Linked DNA regions of Homo sapiens: region 1 is linked to region 2. Evidence: read pairs that join two places in POLR2A ChIA-PET (ENCODE). Cell type or tissue: GM12878. All regions are shown on one strand. Region 1 overlaps BARD1 (BRCA1 associated RING domain 1). Region 2 overlaps LINC00607 (long intergenic non-protein coding RNA 607).

Region 1 (5,000 bases), 1.1 Mb after region 2:
AAATTTATGATATAATAATATATTTTTGCAATAGAATTTAACCTGCTTCTCAATGCATTAAGTAAAATAGCAAATTACACATCTTGTAATGTGAAGAAATATATTTCTACATATAAATATGCTGATAGCCAGAATTTTTACTAAAATGTCAAAAATAAATAATTGCTAAATGATATTTATATGGAGCCAGAATTTAATGACTGTCGACAGTATTTAATGAGATATCTCAAATCTTAAATGGAAACATTTAGCCTTTATTTTATATTTTCAGCCTTTATTTCATTGTCCTTTCACTTTTCGCTATGGAAGTTTCAAATTTCAAACTCATTTCTCTGTTCTTTTACTTAAGTTTTCCAAAAATTGCAGTGATAGTATGCTACTGTTTTTTCATTTTTGTCATTGTTGTAGGCTGCCTATTGTGATGTCCCTTTTTACTAAAGTTTAGTGCTGTTATAGTTTACTCGACTAAAAAGTCTAAAATATAATCATTTGCAAAACACTTGTTTTGCTTTTACAATCTGGGTGTTGATTTTTAATAGAATCAAAGGAAATTCTTTAATTTTTATTTTACTTACATACTGTTATCTTGAGTGACACACATCCCTAATTTAAACATCTTTAGTTTAGATCTAATGACATACTGTAGTAGAACATTTGTTTTCATATAGAATAGTGATGTTTGATTCTGTATTTTAATTTTTTTTTTTTAGGATATTTTGTATTGACTAAAAGTGGTTAATTCTGATTCCCATAGCTATTTCAGTTACAAATAGCCATTAATTCCAGAATAATAACAACCCTTTTTTCCCCTCCCTCACTCTGTCACACAGGCTGGACTGCAGTGGTGCAATCATAGCTCTTTGCAGCCATGAACTCCTGGGTTCAAGTGATCCTCCTGCTTCAGCCTCCTGAGTAGCTGGAACTACAGGCACTCACCACCATGCCTGGCTAATTTTTTTTTTCTTTTTAGTTGAGGCAGAGATCTCACTTTGTTGCCCAGGCTGTTCTTGAACTCCTTGTTTCAAGCGGTCTTCCTGCTTCACCCTCCCAGAGTGCTAGCATTACAAGTGCGAGCCACCAGGTCTGGCCTAAAAATTCTTTAAAATGTGGATCTGTTTACTACTCTGGGATTTGAAGAGTGAGAAAATTCTAAGTATGGCTTTCCATGCAGAGTTAATAATCGTCTCCTCCTTTGGACATTTAACAGATCTCCATTTTGAAGTTTTCTTCCATCTTCATTGTATTCTCTCATCATTTTTGTATAACTGTGGATTCAGGAACACCCCTCCTTTTTTTAATTTCCTTGCATTTGTGTTATCTTTTTTTATTATAGGAAATGTAAGCTTAATATAAAACCATGACCATCATCAGTGGTCCATGCAGCTAAAACAGAAATATACATCTACTGATGTATATGCTTTTATGAGGTAGGAGGAGAGAGTGGTTATTAGCAATTTAGAATAAAAAAATACCTTCTGTACAGTACAAGTTTCTTTATAGAAAAGTGTTGTAGCCCTGGAATTCATAAGCGTCATTATTATGCAAAAATTCCAGGCTTTGCTAAGGTAGACAGAGCTACCTTAATGACTTTGGGTTAATCAGTACTTTAGAAATGGGGCTGCTTACCTATATGTAAAAAATTAATAAGATCTCAGGAAAAAAGGAAAGCTTACATGAAATGGAGAACATGATCAGGAATACACCTGGGCTAAAAGAATCTCTAGTTGTAATAGCTAAGTAGTTCATCCGTTTGTTTCTGCGAAGTGATAGCTTCAGTCAAAACCTTCAACTATAAAGGAACATATGAAAAGTAACAAAGATGAAATAAAGCATACATTTTATAAGGTTAGTGGCTTGACACATTTTCAAGTATGTATCATTCTGGCATATGCAAAAGTTATGTTTACGTAAACTTACTCATGCAAGGTAATTTTAGTAAGGAAATTATTAGCCAAGAAAGCTAACTAAAATGTGGTCTTATATTTGTATTTTTGCTTTTTTTTTCTTCAAAAGGAAGTAGAAGAGTTCATCTTTCTACTAAACTGATGGAATAATTATGGACTTTATTAACTGTTTATTACAAATATAAAATAGTTTAAATCTTAAAATGTAACTGTGTTTTAAATGGAAAATAGGTTAAGAATTCTTGCTGCAGATTGCTTAACTTTTATTCAGTAAATAAAACCTTAAAATGTTAGTCATTATTTAGGCTTGGGTTAATTAAGTAATGTTTGGCTGGTAGATTCTTCCAGTGCATTGATAATGTATCACCATTTGAATTGCTGAAAGTTTATTTTAAAGCATTTCATTCTTATTTACTTTTCAGTAAATCAACTCAATTGATTTGTCTTAAAAAAAGGTTCAGTAGGAAGTTGATATGAATTTGTAACTGTGGTATTGTCTCCGGAGTAGGTCATCATTCTGAAACTCACAGTTTCAGATAACAAGTTAGACAGTGGCAACCTTAGCATGTCGGATTGAGTAAGCACATTGATCCAACTAAAAATAAAGATGAACAAAAAAACTTGATCTGTGACATGGAGGATATTTCAGTTCTCATCTCAGTTATGTCACTGAGAAAGCCACTTAAATCTCTTGGGACTTAAGTTTCCTTATCTATAAAAGAGGTTGATTAGACAAAGCATCAAAAGTTTCAAATCGGCAGGCTGAGGACTCTGAGGGCTGAAGGAAATACAGTGTCTGGTTTTGTCTAACATAATTAATTTTTATATATTTAGGCATGATGTTTGTTACAGTCTCCATAGCTTCCTACCACCTCACACCAGGTTCTTCACACATTTATGTAATCTACCTGGCTTTTGTAGGCATTTGAGTCGCAATCCTTGAAGTAGTTGTCACTCCCAGCTTTGAAAAAATTCTAGAGATTTTCTATGCTATAACAGCAACTTTAACAAAACACTTTGCCACCCTTCAAATGTAGTTGTAGACCTGGAAACATCCTTTCTTTTCAGGAAAAGAAAAAGAGCTACTTTCATTCTTCCTTAGTTAGTCTTAGGTGACACAGGATTCTGCAAATTGTTGCTTGGAGTAAAAGCATATTAGAGAAATGTATTTGTTTAACTCAATCATTGTAACTAGAGCATTGGATTTGCTTTACTTTACAGAAACTTACTACATAACTCCCATGAAACAGAATATTTAATGAATTAAGACTTACACTGGCTCCTTCTCATGGAAGTACCATGCTGCTCTGTTGGTATCTGCCATCTCATTTTTTTGATGCCATACTTACTGGACTGTAGTATCTATTAAGGTTAAATTCTGTTGATTGACTAATGCCAGCATGTTTTCAGGAGGAATAGATGCCATTTTAATGTGTTTCTTGTAAATAATCAGTCAAATAAACCCATAAAATGGAGAAGCAGCTGGCACAAGCACAGCCTACTTAATTCTGCAATTAGACATTAGCCATTCATTCGATACAGTAGATATCATAAGAATGTTCAGTCCTTGGCTTTCTGTGCCACCATATGCAGTTAAAGATACAATTATGAATACTCTGTAAGTACCATTGGGAAGGAGATTTGGGAAGGGGAATACCTGCTTACGTAATGAGGAAAATAAAAAAATCACATATAAAATAGTGAATTTGAGTTAACCATTTCACTGGATTCCTGATGGTTTTTTATTTGATTTTTAATATAGAAACAATATATGACATAATTCCAGCACACTGGCAGTGCTTCTAGTATGGTATTTTGACCCAGTCAAGAATTTTGAGTCTCATTTTCAATGTATAATAAAATTAATATTTATATTACCTTTATTAGAAAGGTTTTTAATTCAGTGAGTGGTTATTAAAATTTATGCCTTTTTTAGAGTATAATTTTTATTATATGTAAACAATTTTCAAAGCACATTTATGATAATTTAAAATTATAAGATTCGGAAATTCAGCTTAGCAACCTTGGGTGAATATGACTTTCATATTAAAAAAATGGGGGAGAGAGATCTGAGAGCCAAATAAAACACAGATAAAACTAACAAATTAAGATTGACATGATGGGTAATCATAGACGTCCTGAGTGTGAGTGTTGAATTTGAATTTGCATTAATGACCCAATTCAGGAAAGACTCAGCGTCTTGACAAACCTCTGCTTTTGGAGAGATGGAGTATTCAGTTGTTAGTCTTCTGACCTTTTTATAATAAACAACATCTTAGAACACTCAATTTAAGCAGCTTTTAAGCATTTGACATATTCACATCATGCTAAGATAATACCCAAGGTTTATCTTGTGTACCACTAAGTTATATTTCAGTGTGAAATACACAGCCTTTAGAAAACTAAGCAGATTTAGGTTCAAATTCCCATTCTGCCACTTAATGGCTGCATTCAGCTTTAAGCAAGTTGACTTCTTAGCATTTCAGTTCCCTCCCCTGAATTGGAAGTAATAAACAGTAAATCCTCATTGTTTGTGGATTCTGTGTTTGTGAGTTTTCTTACTTGCTAAAATTTTTCTTGTAATCCCCAAATCAATACTCACAGTGCTTTTGTAGACATGTACAGAGTAGTGAAGAACTTTAGTTGACAAACAAGTGTGTCCCCAGCTGAGGTCAAACAAGGTGATACTTTACCTCCTCTTTTCAGCTCTCACGCTGTAAACAAGTGGCCCTTTCACAGTCTGTTGATGCCATGTTTTTTGCATTTTTGTGTTTTTGTTGCTGATTTTATTATTTAAAATGGCCTCATAATACAGTGCTGAAGTGCTGTTTTGTGAGTCTAAGCTCAAGAAGATGGTGATGTGCCTTTCAGGGAAAATATTAAATACTGTGTAGGATAAGCTTTGTTAAGGCCTTAATTGTAGTACTGCTGGCCCTAAGTTTAATCTTAATGAGTCAACAGTATACAATAAATAATGTGTATAAACAGAAACATACATAAAACAAAGTTAAGTATTGATCAGTTGATGGAAATGCTGGAGCCACAGGCCCACAGAAATGTAACCCTGTATTTCCTTTAACAGCAGTGTTTCATTAT
Region 2 (5,000 bases):
GGGCAACAGCTGGTGATAGCAGAACCAAGACATGAGAACTAAGAATAAAAAGAAGTTTAGTGGGAGCTTGTAAAGGAAAATCTTCATCATCTATTTATTAACGAATGTTAATATTAAGCATTTGTTCAGATATAGACCTGGTCTGAAGCCTTGGGTTTTAGCTGTCTACATCAGATATCATCTTCTTTTCGACCTGGCATTAACTTGAGCTGAGAGTCATCTTCCGGGGAAACATTCCACTCAGGAGATACAGCCTTTTTTGATGAGAAACATGGATCTAGGAGTCTATTTTTTCTCATTTAACAGCACGAGGTTTAGTAAGGGACACTTTGGAAGGGCCCTTCTACTTCGGTCAGAAACAGTCTTTTAAAATATGTCATTTCCAATAAACAAAATTCCCTGGTTAAAGACTGTGAGTCTTTAATTCTTCATTTCCTGAGAGGTCTCTAATAATCTTTTACTAGATTATAATTTTTAGTTAATTGTTTCATAAGGTAATAACAATAAGGGAACATGTCTCCCTTTACAATTAAGGAGTTACAATTCCATGGGGACAGATTCATAGGTTTGCCAGTTATAGCAACAACTGACATTTTCTAAATGAGACTGATCTTAGGTTAAGAAAAACCAATGGAAGAGACTTTGGCCATGGAATCTTTAAAACTTCTGTTATTTTTGCCAATTGAATCTTAATTATTCAATTTGTATGCTCCACCAATCTAAATGATTGGGGATGACACGCACAATGAAAGTGTTGGAGGAGAGGCCAACTTTTACATACTGACTGAATTTTCTGTCTGGTAAAATGAGTACCTCTGTCACTGTGGAGTTTTAAGGGAGCTCCCCAAGTCAGAATAATCTTTCCTGAAAGAATTTTACTTACTGCTAAGGCAGTCAGTCAGTCACTCTTCTACATGGATAGACTTCTAATCAATGAGAAAACATGCAAATAATCACTAGAACATAATGGTATCCTTGCAGTGGTGGCAGCTGAATAGAATCTAATTGTCGTACTTCATAGGGGCCTTCAGTTAAAGGCAAATGTCCTCGGGAACTGTGTAAAGGTTTCCCTAGATTATATTTTGAGCAGATACATGGCAGTGATTGTATACCTTGTGAGCTATAATCAGAGATGGTTTTTGAAAGTATTGTTTTCCCCAAGCAACCATTTCATCAAGGCTCCAATGAGTTGAATCACGTCTATAGGTTAAAAATGACGACTGTAATTCAGCAGGAAGCATAGGTAAATTATTTGGCCCACACCACACCTCATCTTTGGGAGAGTATGTTCTCCTTTTCGTCTTCCAATTTTCCTGTTCAGCTTCTGGAGCTCTGTACTTAGCTCATTTTTTGTCAAATTCAGGTGCTTCTTTAAAAGTTAATATAGGTTACTTTTCTTGTTTAGATGCATTTAGTGCAGCTCTTTTTGCTGCCTTATCAGCTAGCTGATTTCCTTTGCTTTCTGGAGTATCTGATTTGGGGTGATCTGGGATTTTAATAATGGGCAGTGATCTTGGTATAATAATAAGCCTTCTAGCAATTGTGAAATAAGGTGTCCAATTTTTACAGACTGGTCAGAAGTGGTTAAAAACCTTCTTTGTTTCCATAGCATTCCAAAATCATGAGCAACTCCAAAAGCAGATCTGCTGCTTGCATGAATATTAGCAGTTATTCCTTTTGCCAGTTGACAGGCCCTGATTAATGCTACCAGTTCTGCTTGTTGAGTGAATGTGGCTCCTGGAAGGCAATCACTTTCTATTTCTCCCATTAAAGATACTATAGCATAACCTGCACAATAAGTCCCAGATTCATCCTTTAAGTTAGATCCATCTGTAAACCAAACAACATCAGTGCTAGGAAGGGGAGTCTCCTGGAGGTCTGTCTGGGAGAGAGAAGCGGTTGGTTAAGATTTTGCAATCTTGTGCCCTCTCATCTGAAGCCAGAGGTAGAAGAGTGACAGGGTTTAGATGATTGGACCTAGAGATTGTAATGTGAAGGACAGAATTAGGGGGATGCTGACCTTTAACAGTCATCTATATCCTTAATCCCCTAGAAGTTCGCCTGTTCAATACATCGGTTCTACTTGCTTCTGGAGTCTCAATTACCTGAGCTCACCACAGCCTAACATTTGTTGCATATTAAAGCAGTTGTCTTTAATTCAGAAGTGGTTTTGGAGAGCTTTATGTCTTCTTCCTATAGGGAAAGAACTTTGTCAGAGCCTCTCTTGAAAAGGTCTAAGTACCATTGGAAGTAACTCTCCCAATTATTGTTTAATTTTAGAGCTGTTTTTCTAGTTGTGTGTGTAAATAAACTAATTTAGGTATTTCAAAAGTATCTCATTTTGGCCATTGTAGTTTGGTGTCTTCACGGGTTAAGACTATTTCTCTAGATATTGACAGGAGGTGGCCCCATAAGTATTGCCTAGGAATCCAACTGGAGTTTCCATAGGTTGATCTCTCCTTTCAGAAGGAAGATGTGGTTTTACATAGATAACTGCCCATAAATTAAGTTCTTTTTAAGCTGAAAGTGAAAGATGTTTTGGATGTGGTGTGCTGCCCAATGAGGATTACTCCTCAAGGTGTCACCTACGAGTTGCTTCTCCCCTCTTACACATCTTGGCAAAACCCATGAGTCCTGGGTGCTTAAGGCACAGGGAGAGCAGCCTTTCATGGGGCCCCCTGGGTTAAGCAAGATTCCCCCTGTGTTCTTCTTTGAGGATTGCCTATGGGACCATTGCACATCACAAGCAATGAGCTCAAACACTCCCACAGGAACCTAGTTGCCTAAGGTACATTTTGTCCAGGAAGAATAGTGTCCCTTATCTTCAGGATTTATCTTCATTCTGATTAAAAGCTTTTCCCTGGCTTTGGCCACTCAGAAGGGACTTTAGATATGTCAAATGAACCCAGCTTCCAAGTTTAGCCAGTTTTTTTTTTTTTTAATTACAAACTTTGCTTAAACCACAAAAAAATTCACTTCCTCTTTTCAGAGAGAGAAATGGTTTCCTTTCCTGACCATAGTGCGAATGAGAGCAAAGGCTGCACAAACTCTAATGCATAGTTCAACAAACAACTGTTAACCTAAATCTATAGGACAGGCACAGTAGCTCATGCCTGTAATCCCAGCACTTTGAGAGGATCACTTGAGGCTAAGTATTGGAGATGAGCCTGGGCAACATAATGAGACCCTGTCTCTACAGAAAGTAAGTTAGCCAGGCATGGTGGCCCTGCACCTACAGTCCCAGCTTCTCCTGAGGATGAGGTGGGAGGATTCTTTGAGCCTAGGAGTTTGAGGCTGCGGTGAGCCATGAGTGCACCACTGCACTCCAGCCTGTGCAACAGAGCAAGACTCTGTCTATAAAAAAAAGCAAGACTCTGTCTATAAAAACAAAACAAAACACAAAATAAACAAAACAAAACCTGCAAAGAGCAGAATCTCTAGAGAACAAAACCCAAAACCTTACCTGAAAAGCAGAGCTTTAATTCCAGCTCTATTGAGCGTGGAATTAGGTGGCTTGAATAAGGTCTGAATATCAACAAAAATCAGGGAGATTTGAACTTGAAGAGGAACCTCACCAGAGACTCCTCCTGGCTCTAGTGAGGTCGAGTGAACAAAAGTCATTCATGCTAATACCAGTGCCCTGACTGTTGTTGGTGAAATGGTGGGGATCACTGGCGGCTTGCTTTGGGTCCCATCTGGGTCACCAAAATGTCATCCTAAAATAATCAAAAGGGTCAAAATCTAGTTTAAAGTGTTCAAATGCAAAGTCTGAAGATAGCCACCTAGGAAGCACAGATTTCAAAGAATGGAAGTGAGTGTTCTGAAGTGTCGAATTAGTTTATCTTTGGCCAGTGGCAACCTATTCAAGTTGTCTTTTGAATCTTTTGAGCAATCTCAGTAATCTCTGAGAGCCTCCTCGTTGTCTAGTATGACAAAATGTTCTAGGCTCATCCTCTACTTTTCCTTTCTCAGACTTGGAATCAGCCATTTTTTCTTTTTCTTTTTTTCTTTTCCTTTTTTTTTTTTTTTTTTTTTTGAGACAGAGTCTCGCTCTGTCACTCAGGTTGGAGTGCAGTGGCAAGATCTTGGCTCACTGCAACCTCCACCTCCCAGGTTCAAGAGATTCTCCTGCCTCAGCCTCCTGAGTAGCTGGGATTACAGGTGCGCACCACCACGCCCGCTAATTTTTGTATTTTTAGTAGAGATGGGGGTTTCACCATGTTGGTCAGGCTGGTCTTGAACTCCTGACCTCGAGGAGGGTGATCCACCCACCTCGGCCTCCTAAAGTGCTGGGATTACAGGTGCATGATTGCTTTGATTTGGAAATGATGACTAGAAACAGCAATATGAGAATTAAGACTCCTCATTGCTCTTAGGTTGATCTTTTCAGAGGATAGAGGTAGGAAATATATATATATTTTTAAATAAAATACATCATGAATTTATATATATTCAAATATAGAATAGGACTTTTAACTCAATCTTCTGCATCTTACGTTTGTATTTCCTTTCTCTCATGACAAAAATCCTGGTTTCTGATGGCACCAAGACAATTACTTATTTGCTTAATCTCACAATGCACACGACAGTCTCAGAATAACAATACCTACCACTAGCTGCAGTGATTTGATAATTTTAAGATTTATTTGCAGTTCTTTTTGTCCACAGAGTATATCTCAATAGAAATTTATAGTCAGTTTACAATGTTTCAAAGTCATTTGGAATAGTTCCTCTATGTGGTTTTGCCATCCATCTGATACACAGTTGTATTTACTTGACTAATTTTGCTCTCAATTGTTAAGTATCTGATTTTGTTATGTTTAATTTTGTTTTATAATTATGCAAAGTATTTACACTGTACCAAATTCAAATATACAAAACAAGGTATATTCATAGAAGTATTGCTTTGACCCTGTCCCTTCTTTTTTTTTTTTTTCCCTCACTCTGTCACCCAGGCTGGAGTACAGTGGCATGATCTCAGGTCACTGCAACCTCCTTCT

What was found. ChIA-PET counts read pairs that join two places held together with the same protein. Peaks named below come from ENCODE experiments on the same cell type or tissue, not always from the same donor. Only the 100,000 strongest peaks of a DNase experiment are listed, where the experiment ranks them.
Region 1: POLR2A ChIA-PET joins it to region 2 with 6 read pairs; 1 of 35 experiments calls an interaction of 5 or more read pairs at or near these places.

What each region holds. Positions count from the first base shown.
Region 1 is chr2:214,734,952-214,739,951 of GRCh38, reverse strand. The region is part of intron 9 of BARD1 (BRCA1 associated RING domain 1); the gene reads left to right. Among named protein-coding and RNA genes, the nearest start is that of BARD1, 72 kb to the left of the region's middle. RefSeq lists enhancers at 2,435-2,634, 2,675-2,724. In GM12878, no CTCF peak of the experiment used is centred here; a DNase peak (open chromatin) is centred at 2,511; H3K27ac peaks cover 2,052 bases.
Region 2 is chr2:215,809,793-215,814,792 of GRCh38, reverse strand. The region is part of intron 1 of LINC00607 (long intergenic non-protein coding RNA 607); the gene reads left to right. Among named protein-coding and RNA genes, the nearest start is that of LINC00607, 31 kb to the left of the region's middle. In GM12878, no CTCF peak of the experiment used is centred here; a DNase peak (open chromatin) is centred at 3,022; H3K4me3 peaks cover 1,419 bases; H3K27ac peaks cover 1,240 bases.